2 separate regions of the Homo sapiens genome follow, and region 1 is linked to region 2. A link is a contact called in ENCODE Hi-C or POLR2A ChIA-PET data. All regions are on one chromosome and are shown on one strand. Each heading gives the region's core, a stretch centred on a gene start or an enhancer-like site at or near the end of the contact. The rest is flanking DNA. Distances are from core to core; before and after follow the strand shown.

Region 1 (5,661 bases), core at 2,505-5,004, 210 kb after region 2:
GCAAATCTCAAGTATATAATAATCAGTAACCATAGACACCATGCTGTACAGTAGATTTCCAGAACTTATCTTCTATCTGAAAGTTTGTACCATTTGACCAACCTCTCTCCATTTCTCTCACTCCCCAGCCCCTGGCAACCACACCTCTCATCTCTGCTTCTAAGTTTGACTTTTTTAGATTCCAAATGAGTGAGGTCACCCAGTATTTCTTTCTCTGACTCTTTATTTCACTGAACATACTGTGCTCTGGGCTCACCTATGTTGTGTCAAATGATAGGATTTTCTTCTTTTAAGGCTGAATATTATTCTGTTGTGTATATATACTCCATTTTCTGTATTCATCTGTTGACAGACAGGTTGATTCTACACCTTGGCTATTGTGAATAGTGCTGCCATGGACACGGGAGTGCAGATATTTCTTTGAGATACTGATGTTGTTTCCTGTGGATATATATCAGAAGTGGGATTGGTGGATCTCATGGTAGTTCTATTTGTAATTTTTGGAGGAAGCAGCTCCATATTGTTTTCCATAATGGGGTACTAGTTTATGTTTCCACTAACAGCTTAGAAGTGTTCACTTTTCTCCACATCCTTACCAACCCTTGTCATGGCTTGTCTTCTATAGTAGCCATCCTGACATGTATAAGGTGCTGTCTCATTGTGGTATTGATTTGCATTTCCTTGATGGTTCATGATGTTCCGCATCTTTTCATGTACTTGTGGGACATTTTGGTGTCTTCTTTGAAAAACGTCTTCAGGTCCTTAAGCCAACTTTGTTTTTTCAGTTACCCAAGTAAGCAAATAAACAAACAAACAAAATCCTTACAGTCATCGTTGTCTCTATTTTTCTCTCACACCCACATTCGATTTGTCATGAAATGCCATGAACTTGACCTTTAAAAATATCCAGAATTTGGCCACTTCTCACCACCCTCACAGCTGTCACCCTGGTCTGAATCACCGTTGACATTTGCATGGATTCTTGCAATGGCCTCCTAATTGGTCTCCCTGCTTCTTCCCTTTGTCCCCAATATAATAGCCAGAGTTATCTTTTTTTTTTAGACAGGGTCTTCCTCTGTCACCCAGGCTGGAGTGCAGTGGCACCATCTCTACTCACTGCAACTTCCACCTCCCCGGTCTCAAACGATCCTCCCACCTCAGCCTCTGGAGTAGCTGGAACCACAGGCAGGCACCAGCATGCCCAGCTATTTATTTTGTAGTTTTTGTAGAGGTAGGGTTTTGCCATGTTGCTAGGCTGGTCTCAAACTCCTGGACTCAAGGCATCTGCCCACCTTGGCCTCCCAAAGTGTTGGGATTACAGGTGTGAGCCACCGTACACAGCCCAAGGTGTTTTTGTTTTGTTTTGTTTTGTTTTGTTTTTGAGATGGAGTCTCACCTGTCGCCAGGCTGGAGTGCAGTGGCACAAACTTGGCTCACTGCAACCTCCACCCCCCAGGTTCAAGCGATTCTCCTGCCTCAGTCTCCTGAGTAGCTGGGACTACAGGTGCACGCCACCGCACTCAGCTAATTTCTGTAGTTTTAGTACAGATGGGTTTTCACCATGTTGGCCAGGATGGTCTCTATCTCTTGACCTTGTGATCTGCCTGCCTCGGCCTCCTGAAGTGCTGGGATTGCTTACAGGCGTGAGCCACTGCGCCCGTCCCAGAGTGATCTTTCAACAGGTGACTTAGATAATAAGTCTCTGCTCAGAACCCTGTACTAGCTCATTTCACTCAGTGTAAAAACTAAAGTTCTTACAACGATGACAAAGTCCTCTTTGTTTGTCCCACCCCATTGCTGTGATGACCTCCAGTAGGAGGAGTAGCTACTACGTGCTTCTAATCTACTCCAGCCACCCCGGCTTCCTTACCACTCCTCCGGCATCTCAGGCACGCTTACTCCAAGGTCTTTGCTCTAGATGTTCCATCTTCTTCAAATGCTCTTTCCTCATATTTTGCTTAGCCAACTCCCTCACCTCCTTCAAGTCTTCTCGGGGTTTGAAGAACTGAGAACTGTCTAACACCACATCCTGCTCCGTATCATTGCATTCCAACCCTGCACGCCCGATTCTTTTTTTCTACAACCCTTATTTCCTTCTATGTTACTATATACAGGTAACCGGTAAACTGCGCTATTATTCAAATACATACTCTGACCCTCTCAGGAGGATTATCCTTTCCCCACCCCATTGGCCTTGGACATGGCTACGTGACTGGGTCTGATTGCTGACATAGAAGCAAAAGCATTGTTACTTGTAGGCAGAAGTTACAGGAGCCAGCGTGTGGTTTACCATGTTCTTTATCCTGCCATAATGCCTTTTGCATCTGACTTCTTTCACTTAGCAGTAGTATTTTTGAGTTCACCCATTTTTGAGTTTATGACACCTTGTTCCTTTTCATTGCTGAATAGTATTCCAAAATGTGACTGAACTACAATGTGTTTATTCAGAGTTGCAGATAATGGCTACTCCATCAGGCTGGGTCCTAGAAAGATGACAATCTGTCACAGAGCTGTAGTTAACCAGTAATTGTCAGGTCTCATGGGTCAGAAATGAACTATTGTGCTAGAAGCCACTGAGATTCTGCAAACTAACCTAATTGATGCATATCTGTGTTTTCTGCTCATTGATGGATCAGAAGCATATAGAAAGAGTTTGGAGTGTAGCAGGTCTTTAATAAATATTTGTTAAATGAATAGATGCTGAGGAATGTGATTTAAGGAATGGCAGGAATATTCCAGTCTTGAAATATCCTTCCCTCTCTGCTTTCTGAAACTTGAAACTGTAGTATTATAAATGTACCCTTTTAGGTTAAGTATTATTACTCACTTTTAACATTATTAGAAGTATGCCATAATTGTTTTAATTAGTATTTTTAGTATAAATGATGTGTTAAACATGATTTGGGACAAAGAAAACACATGCTAGTAATTGGAAAGAGTGCTAAAAAATTATCTCTCTATTCGTCAAATGACTTACAGGTGAATAACTCCTGTTCTAGAAACTGAACCGTAAAAAAATTGGGCCCCCTTTTTAAAAATCATTACACAATTTATCTCTGATTCTCAAACTTCTGTTATCATTAACATTATTTTTTAAGTTTTATAATTTTTTTTTTTTTTTGAGGCAGAGTGTCGCTCTGTTGCCCAGGCTGGAGTGCAGTGGCGCCATCTCGGCTCTCTGCAACCTCCGCCTCCCAGGTTCAAGCCATTCTCCTGCCTCAGCCTCCCAAGTAGCTGGGATTACAGGCTAGCGCCACCATGCCTAGCTAATTTTTGTATTTTTTAGTAGAGAAGGGGTTTCACCATGTTGGCCAGGCTGGTCTCAAACTCCTGACCTCAGGTGATCGACCTGCCTCTCCTCCCAAAGTGCTGGGATTACAGGTGTGAGCCACCGTGCCCAGCCAAGTTTTATAATTTTAAAATAGCTTTATTGAGATACAATTTACATATAATAAAATTTGCTAATTTCAGGTATACAGTTCGATGGCCTAAAATAATTTTTTTTACACAGAGTCTTGCTGTGTGGCCCAGGCTGGAGTGCAGTGATGCGATCACAGCTCACTGCAACCTCTGCCTCCCGGGTTCAAGCGGTTCTTGCGCTTCCGTGACGTCACAAGGGCGCGCCTTCCGTGACGTCACAAGGGGCGCCTTCCGTGACGTCACAAGGGCGCGCCTTCCGTGACGTCACAAGGGCGCGCCTTCCGTGACGTCACAAGGGCGCGCCTTCGCCGACACCATAGCGGTGGGCCTTTGGCGACGTCAGAGGCGCGGGTGTTCGCCTACGTCACTGGGGCGCTACGGTGCCTGGAGCTGGGCGGTCTTCTCGTCAGAGTGGGGACTGGTGAGAGCGACCTCCCCGCCAGGTCCTGTGTGTTGCCGGCTGAAGAAGGGTAGCTGAAAAATTCAGACCCAGCACAGTGTTTATGTTGGTCAAAAATAGAAAACTATGGCGCGGCCGAGGCGGGAGGACCCTTCAGGCCAAGAGCAGCCTAGCAACATGGCGCAACCCCATCTCTGTAGTCCTACCTCAGCCCCCCAGCTACTTGAACCCAAAGATTCAAGGCTCCAGTGAGCTATGATCCCACCACAGCATTCCAGCCTGCGAGATTGAGGTAAACCCTGTGTAAAAAAATTAAAAAACTATCCAGGTGTGCAATAAAACATGAGGCTGGCTGGGCCCTACTGTAATCCCAGCACTTTGGGAGGCCGAGGCGGGAGGATGGATGGCTTGGGCTCAGGAGTTCGAGACCAGCCTGGGCAACATGACGAAACCCCGTCTCTACAGAAGATACAAAAATTAGCCGGGCGCGGTGTGCACCTGGCCTAATTTTTGTATTTTTTTTCTAGAGATGGGGTGGGGTGGGGGCTCGCTATGTTGCCCGGGCCAGTTTCGAACTCCTGAGTTGAGGCGATCTTCTCACCTTGGCCATCAGAGTTGTCGGGATTACAGGTGTGAGGGACAGCGCCCCACCTGGGTTAGGCTACTTAATAACATAAGAAAGTGCTCCGCCAGGCTCAGTGGCTGACACCTGTAATCCCAACACTTTGGGAGGCCGAGGCGGGTGGATCACCTGAGGTCAGGAGTTGGAGACCAGCCTGGCCATGGTGAAACCCAGTCTCTACAAAAAATACAAAAATTAGCCGGCCGTGGTGGCGCATGCCTGTAGTCCCAGCTACTTAGGAGGCTGATAAAGGAGAATTACTTGAACCCGGGAGGCGGAGGTTGCATTGGGCCGAGATCGCACCACTGCACCCCAGCCTGGGCGACACAGCGAGACTCCAAAGTTTGACACCAGCCTGGGCAATGTAGTGACACCCTGTCTCTACAAAACAAACAAACAAAAACCCAGGCATAACTGTGTCCACCTGTGGCCCTAGCTAGTTAGGAGGCTGAGGCAGGAGGATCACTTGAGGCCAGGAGCTCAAGGCTGCAGTGAGCTATGATAATCCCACTGCTTCCCATCCTGAGCAATAGAATGAAAGCATGTCTCTAGCTAGCTAGCTAGCTAGCTAGCTAGATAATTGATACGGAGTTTTGTATCAAATTTTTTCCCTAGATTTGAGCATGTTTTTCTAAAGTAGCATTCAATACATCAGCATTTTACAGTGTTATTATTTGTTAATATGATTATGTTTTTCTGAAATACAGTGTCCTTTACAAAAGCAGTTTTGTCTTTCAAAGGACATAGATAAGGCCCTCAAGTGAATTTGTTTGATGTTGGCGACCTTGGTACCATTTTGTCCACTTGATTGGAAAAGCCAGTCAATAATCTCAGGTCACTGTTGGCCTTAGAAGAAGAGCCCAAAGGCAACAAGCAAAGGCGCTGGTGTCCAGTCGCCTTCTAGAAGCATTTTCACTTTCCCTTAAGGTTTCCCTTGATGAACATAGAAGTACTGTATGTAGAATTGACCCAGTGCTGCCCTGGCAACTTTGTATATTAGCCCAAATTTACATTTCTTACCTTTATGAGAGGCACCCTGGTAGGCTAGTGGAGTTACACACAAAGTCTGATCTCAGCTGCACTGTCCAGAGATGCAACACGGTCCAATCAAATAACATTCTCTGAGCCCGTTTCTTTAGCTGTGAAAGAAGAATAACACCCATCTAAAAAGGCAGCTTATTGTATTTGATTGGTCTTTTATTTTCTATGAAACTGTGTT
Region 2 (5,687 bases), core at 2,416-4,915:
TGATACAACAACAGTATTTGCAGAGCAGTAAGAATTCTCCAAATAGCAAATTTGTTTAATTCAGAAAAGTCAACATTAACAGATTGATAATTCACTTTGTGTGTTTGAAAAACAAAGTTTAGTTATAGAAGAATAACCAAATAAATACTCAGAAGAAAAAAGAAAAAAAAAAGAAAGACACTTTTATTTGCATCTTATTAGACTTGCCTTGGTTTTTTCAAAATTGGCTTCCTCAGATATTTGCAAAACTTGTTTCACCTGTTCATAAGCACTTGCTTCTCTTTGCTGCGTATCTGCCAAGCTGCTCCTTACGGAAACTAGTGCAGACATCAAGTCATCTCTTTCTCTGTCAGCACAAAAAGAACATTCAAAACAAGAAATGATCAAACGATCCTGTCCTCATAAGTCAGGGAGAGAAAAGCATTAATATGTATTAGAAGAGCCAGGGTAGGCCGGCTGAGCACATATGAAATAAAGCACACCCCAGAGAAAGACCCTCTGTCCTCACTTGGCGAGCGGCGGGCGGAGCAGCCAGAAAGGCTAAGAGCCTTCGTGGCAGGACGGCATCTGTGCGGGACAATCATCTATTGTGGAGAGGGCTGCAGGGGAAAGCCCAGAGAAGAGCAAATTAGTTTTTTAAAAGTGGGGGGAGGTGCTGAAAAGGAAAAATGCAGCAAAGTAGGGAAGGTACGAATTGTAAATCAAGGTAGCAGTCAACATTTTAAGGAAGGACTGAGGCTTTGTCCATGCAGCAGATTCTCCTCTCATTTACTTGAACAAATATATGTCCTTTCCTTTTTATCTTTCTCCACAATCCTCTTTTTTGCACTTCTCTTTCAATTACATTCTTTCAGTTACTTATGAACACTTGTTGTTGCTCAATGATTAGTACTGTTGAACTCCTCCAATCTCCTGGCTATGCATATAACATTCACAATTTAACACAATCTTATCCCACTGGGTTTGATCATTGCCAAGACCCACCCTTCTTCAGCAATTCTCAGAAGTACTCTATCCTAAGCTGTTTATTGGGAGTAGAAGTGAACCAAATGCCAAAATGCTCTGGCATGTAAAATAGCAAGGATACAATCTCATTGATTAAATAAGTCCCATATAAAATATTCTAGGATATTTGCAATTTATCAACTGAATAAAAATATCCAGTAGACAAAGAGAAAGTGAGGCAGGAAACTTTCAAGACATAAAAAGCAAAAAATGTATGCTGGACTGTTACATATGGTGTTCCCTGTTTTGTTAAAGAGTTGAAGACTAAACCACGGTTTCAAATTCATTTGAAATAAATGCTTGCAGTTTCCTTTTCATTGCCAAGGTCTAAACTATGAGAAAAGGGCCAACTATGATTTTTTTTTAATTAGCAAGTTTTAAAGAGTCATAGTGTAGAGGATTATAAACTCTGCTTGAATTACTTTCAGAATTAACCAATGATTCAATTTAAAACATCTCTTAAAGGTAAAATAAACTATTTGTGGTATTTGGAAAGCAGCCACATTTGAAGAAACATGTAATACTGAACAAAGTTACAATTATTAGCAGTTTCATAAAAGCCCTTTTTGTTTAAAAAAGAATAAGTTGCTGCAAATATAAAATTCATGGAAGCAGAGTGATCTTCACTTTAGAATTTCCTGATTTGTTTTAAATTGATAAAAATAATTTTTCTTCCAAGGAAATGAAAAAAGAAGTAAATTGTTTTAATCGAATATAATCAAACACAATTACTATGTAAAAAAGTGGAAGAATCAAGGCAAGATTAAATTATCCTAGTTAAGTAAAAAAATAAACACCAGCAAAATTGAATATGTGTCTATTTGCATTTCCATAAAAGTTCTATAACGTAAAAGGGGTCTAGCTTTATCAAGGATATGCAATCCAGTTAGGATCTATGATTCTAAAAGAAAAGAAAAATTCACTCTTTAAGGACAGCAAGTCAATATAGGCATCTTACAGTCACCTTTCTTAAATCACTAAGACTTAATGAAGAGCAAAAGTAACTATTCAATGAGATTCTTATCTGTTCCTGATACCATGCAGTCACCAAAGCCAAAGTTCCAAGGAAAAAGAATGAACAAAAAAGGCCAGGCGCAGTGGCTCACGCCTGTAATTCCAACACTTTGGGAGGCCGAGGTGGGCGGATCACTTGAGGTCAGGAGTTCCAGACCAGCCTGACCAACATGCTGAAACTCTGTCTCTATTAAAAATACAAAAATTAGCTGGGTGTGGTAGTGCGCACCTGTAGTCCCAGCTACTTGGGAGGCTGAGGCACAAGAATTGCTTGAACCTGGGAGGTGGAAGTTGCAGTGAGCTGAGATCGTGCCACTGCACTCTAGCCTAGGTGACAGAGCAAGACTCCATCTCAAAAAAGAATGATCAAAAAAGCTCAGTGTTTATAAGTATGCAAACAGACAGATCCACAACAGGATAAAAATCTAACAAACTTGCTGCTTATGGGAAACTTACGTTTAATAGACTTTATCTATTTTCAGAATATCCTCTTGTCAAGAGTAGTGTTTGTCACACAGTAGATGCTCAACAGAATAAACAACAAGAAAACAAATAAATGAATAAAGAGTCTGCTATAGGATGGTGTCAAAAGAGGTGAGGTAAAGCTCCCTCTCAGTTCTAATATTTCATGATCTAAACTGAAAACATTACCTATTTTGAATTAGAAACTAGAGTTCAGTCGTTCTGGTTCAAAAGTGTTTCAGAATATTAACTCACCAAATTTAGACTATGGAACCACAGAAAATTATCAAAGATAAAACTCCAATATACAGATGTCTTGTTAGGCCCATCATTCAACAGTGAGACCACAAAACGATTACACTCAAACTCCACGTAACCACTGGGCTGACACACTCCTCCTTTCTGTAAGGCAAATGCAACGCATGCTTCAAGGTAGCTTTGAGCCCACCTGGGAAGCTTGCAGGTAGGTAGTCATTTTGGCAATTTAGGATTATCTACTCATTCACTCAGGTGTTACTAAATCTTGGTTTTGGTTTGGTTTTGTTTTGACTCAGCCAGTCCACATAACAAATAGCAGCAAGCAACCCCACAAATAATTTTTTTAGAAAGAGCTCTGGGCTGGCAGTCCCCTCTCCTCAACACAAGGCCTTGCTTCCTACTCCATTCCTGTGGCCATCTGGCTTCATCTTGTCTGAGCTTTCATTTTTTAGCCCACTTATCCCCTGGGACTAACAGTGCTACTTATATAATCTGCCTTTCAGAAACAGCCGATTCCAGCCACCCAGGGTAACTGCCCAGTTAGCTACAGTCCTGCTCTAGATCCCGCAATCCACAGGTCCAGCCCAGAGCCACACCTGAATGAGGCTCTCACAATGGGAAGCTGTACAGACACATGTGGCATATCAATGTGAGAGTGAAAGGGCAGTTCTCCAAATTACCATCCTCCATGGCAAATGTTCTATGAGTGCTTGGAAACACCATGTGAATGTGTTGATGAATGTAATCAAGGAGCTTCTTGACGCAAAGCCAGCAACACTGTGTTAACCCTGCAACATTCCATGATCCAGATGAAAGAGCAGCTGAGGCAGAAAGATGACGTAAAGATCATGAGTGTTCTGGGGTGAAAAGCATGTACTTACACGCACTAATGAGCATGTAATATTTAAGAAACTTAGCGCAGCAATCAGGGCCAAAAGGACTGAGAAAGTCCCTTAACAATCTCAGCCAAGTGTTTAAGCAAAAGAGTTGGTCTAATGTATATGCATGAGCTCCACCTTGAAATGTGGAGTGGCTAAGAAATGTCTTATAATTTCTAAATTACTCCAGTTATTATTAATTTTAAGCATTATTAGGTATCACTAATAAGTGTTACTACACCGTTTTTAAAAAGAAAGTCTAGAAGGCTGACTACAACATTTCTTTGTTCCTCATTTCTGGGAAGTTCCTGCTGTAGTCTTTTAAAGCCAGCTATGCAGAGCAGGCCAATGATCCACTCCAAAATCACAAGCTGGACTAAAGCCCCAGAAAAGTACCCTTGGAATCTTTTCTCTTTTTTGAAAAGTATAAACTTCTCCAAGGTACTGTGAGCTACAGAAAGGAATTTAAGCAGTTCCATCTTGGTTACCATGTGAAGGTACTTTGATCATTAAGCAAGAAAAAGAGGTTACTGTTACTCTTACCTCCCTTATGGCATAAAGAGGCCAAGTGAAAGGCGAAAGGTCGGAAACAATATGAAGACTTCAAATCAACATAAAAAATATATCCAATGTCATCAATAGTTGTTAAGTATATTCTCCAAAAAGTCCTTGAGTCCTAAGAAACCACCAGAAACATATGGGTGGCCTGGTCTCCAAGTCATGCCTGATCCCCTCCTTGTCAACTGTACAAGCCATTATTTTTTTTTTTTTTTTTTTGGAGACAGGTTCTTCCTCTGTTGCCCAGGCTGAAGTGCAGTGGCGCAATCTTGGCTCACTGCAACCTCCGCCTCCCAGGTTCAAGCAATTCTCCTGCCTCAGCCTCCCAGGTAACTGGGATTACAGGCGTGCACCAACACATCCAGCTATTTTTGTATTTTTAGTAGAGATGGGGTTTCACCATGATGGCCAGGCTGGTCTCAAACTCCTGATCTCAACTGATCCACCTGCCTCAGCCTCCCAAAGTGCTGGGATTACAGGTGTGAGCCACCATGCCTGGCCATCAAGCCATTCTTGTTTCATGAATATATATTCAAAATAGTAAATGCTAAAGGATGCAACAAAGGAGCTGAAAGCTGCTGTCACAATACCACATTTACAAGGAAACTTTTGATTTATCATATTTAAGGTATCATTTTTAAACATTCCATGTTAAAGTCATTCAGGTAATATGATAACAGCTTATGGAGGGGGCAGGCTTCTAACTATACATAAAACTAGAAATCCAAACCCAAAAGGTGCTGGACACTCTTCAAAGTTAGCATAGCACTCAATATTCAGCACTCTGCATTAGTTAAGTTAGGCCAAGAGAATGATACAGAAGAAGAATTCATTGACAATAAAAGCAGAATCCGCTCAGTGTTAATAGGTTTAATATCCTTTCTGTCATTAATGCAGAACATGAGACAATGATATGCTGACAAGGCAGAAAATTGAACTAAGTAGGTTGACATTTACTTTAAGAGGCTAAGAGCTCAAATTTAGGATAGAGACAAAGGAATACATAACTGATCAAGAATCTTAATTTCTGAATGACTGCCAGGCTTGGAAGTAACCAAAACATTATAGCTTCCTTTAAAAATATTTTTTCATAATCTAGAAGGATAATATAAAAGGCAACATAATAACTTGTTATTTCTTGGCTGAGTTTTTTTTTTTAATTTTTAAATTTTTTGTAGAGACAGGGTTTCCCTATGTTGCCCAGACTGGTCTCAAACACCTGGCCTCAAGTGATCCTCCTGCATCAGGCTCCCAAAGTGCTGGGATTACAGGCATGAGCCACTATGCCTGGCTTATTAGTTTTGCTAGACTACCTAGTTTTAAGCTCTGCCTCTTTTTATTTGCAACTTTTAATATGCTTTCCTCTTTCTAAAATTAATTTTTAAATTATATTCTCCTTGCAAAATTAGTTACCAATATTGTTAAAGGCCTATTTGACACCCTTTCAATTTCATTGCCTTCGTCCACCTCTCTAGTGGTTATCTCTGTTAAATATTTAGTGTTTACACTTTC

The links. A loop is a pair of places that touch in the nucleus more often than their neighbours do. ChIA-PET counts read pairs that join two places held with the same protein, here RNA polymerase II (POLR2A). Pooled maps may share reads with other maps.
Region 1: a loop to region 2 is called in a pooled map, with 4 times the contacts of the local background. The contact joins the promoter of LINC01347 here to the enhancer-like site in region 2. A Hi-C loop is called at or near these places in 5 of 37 single-sample maps with no recorded cell type and 7 of 50 pooled maps. POLR2A ChIA-PET finds 5 or more read pairs at or near these places in 1 of 52 experiments (A673).

The regions. Positions count from the first base shown.
Region 1 is chr1:243,099,837-243,105,497 of GRCh38, reverse strand. It overlaps LINC01347 (long intergenic non-protein coding RNA 1347), which reads left to right and starts at 3,754. Exons shown (of 18, transcript NR_029401.1): 1 at 3,754-4,112.
Region 2 is chr1:243,311,414-243,317,100 of GRCh38, reverse strand. SDCCAG8 (SHH signaling and ciliogenesis regulator SDCCAG8) reads right to left here. Exons shown (of 18, transcript NM_006642.5): 9 at 208-346. Among named protein-coding and RNA genes, the nearest start is that of MIR4677, 32 kb to the left of the region's middle. RefSeq lists a silencer at 440-734. Within about 2 kb of position 3,665, at least 5 of the 41 ENCODE cell types and tissues checked have a DNase peak (open chromatin) inside an H3K27ac peak, as active enhancers do.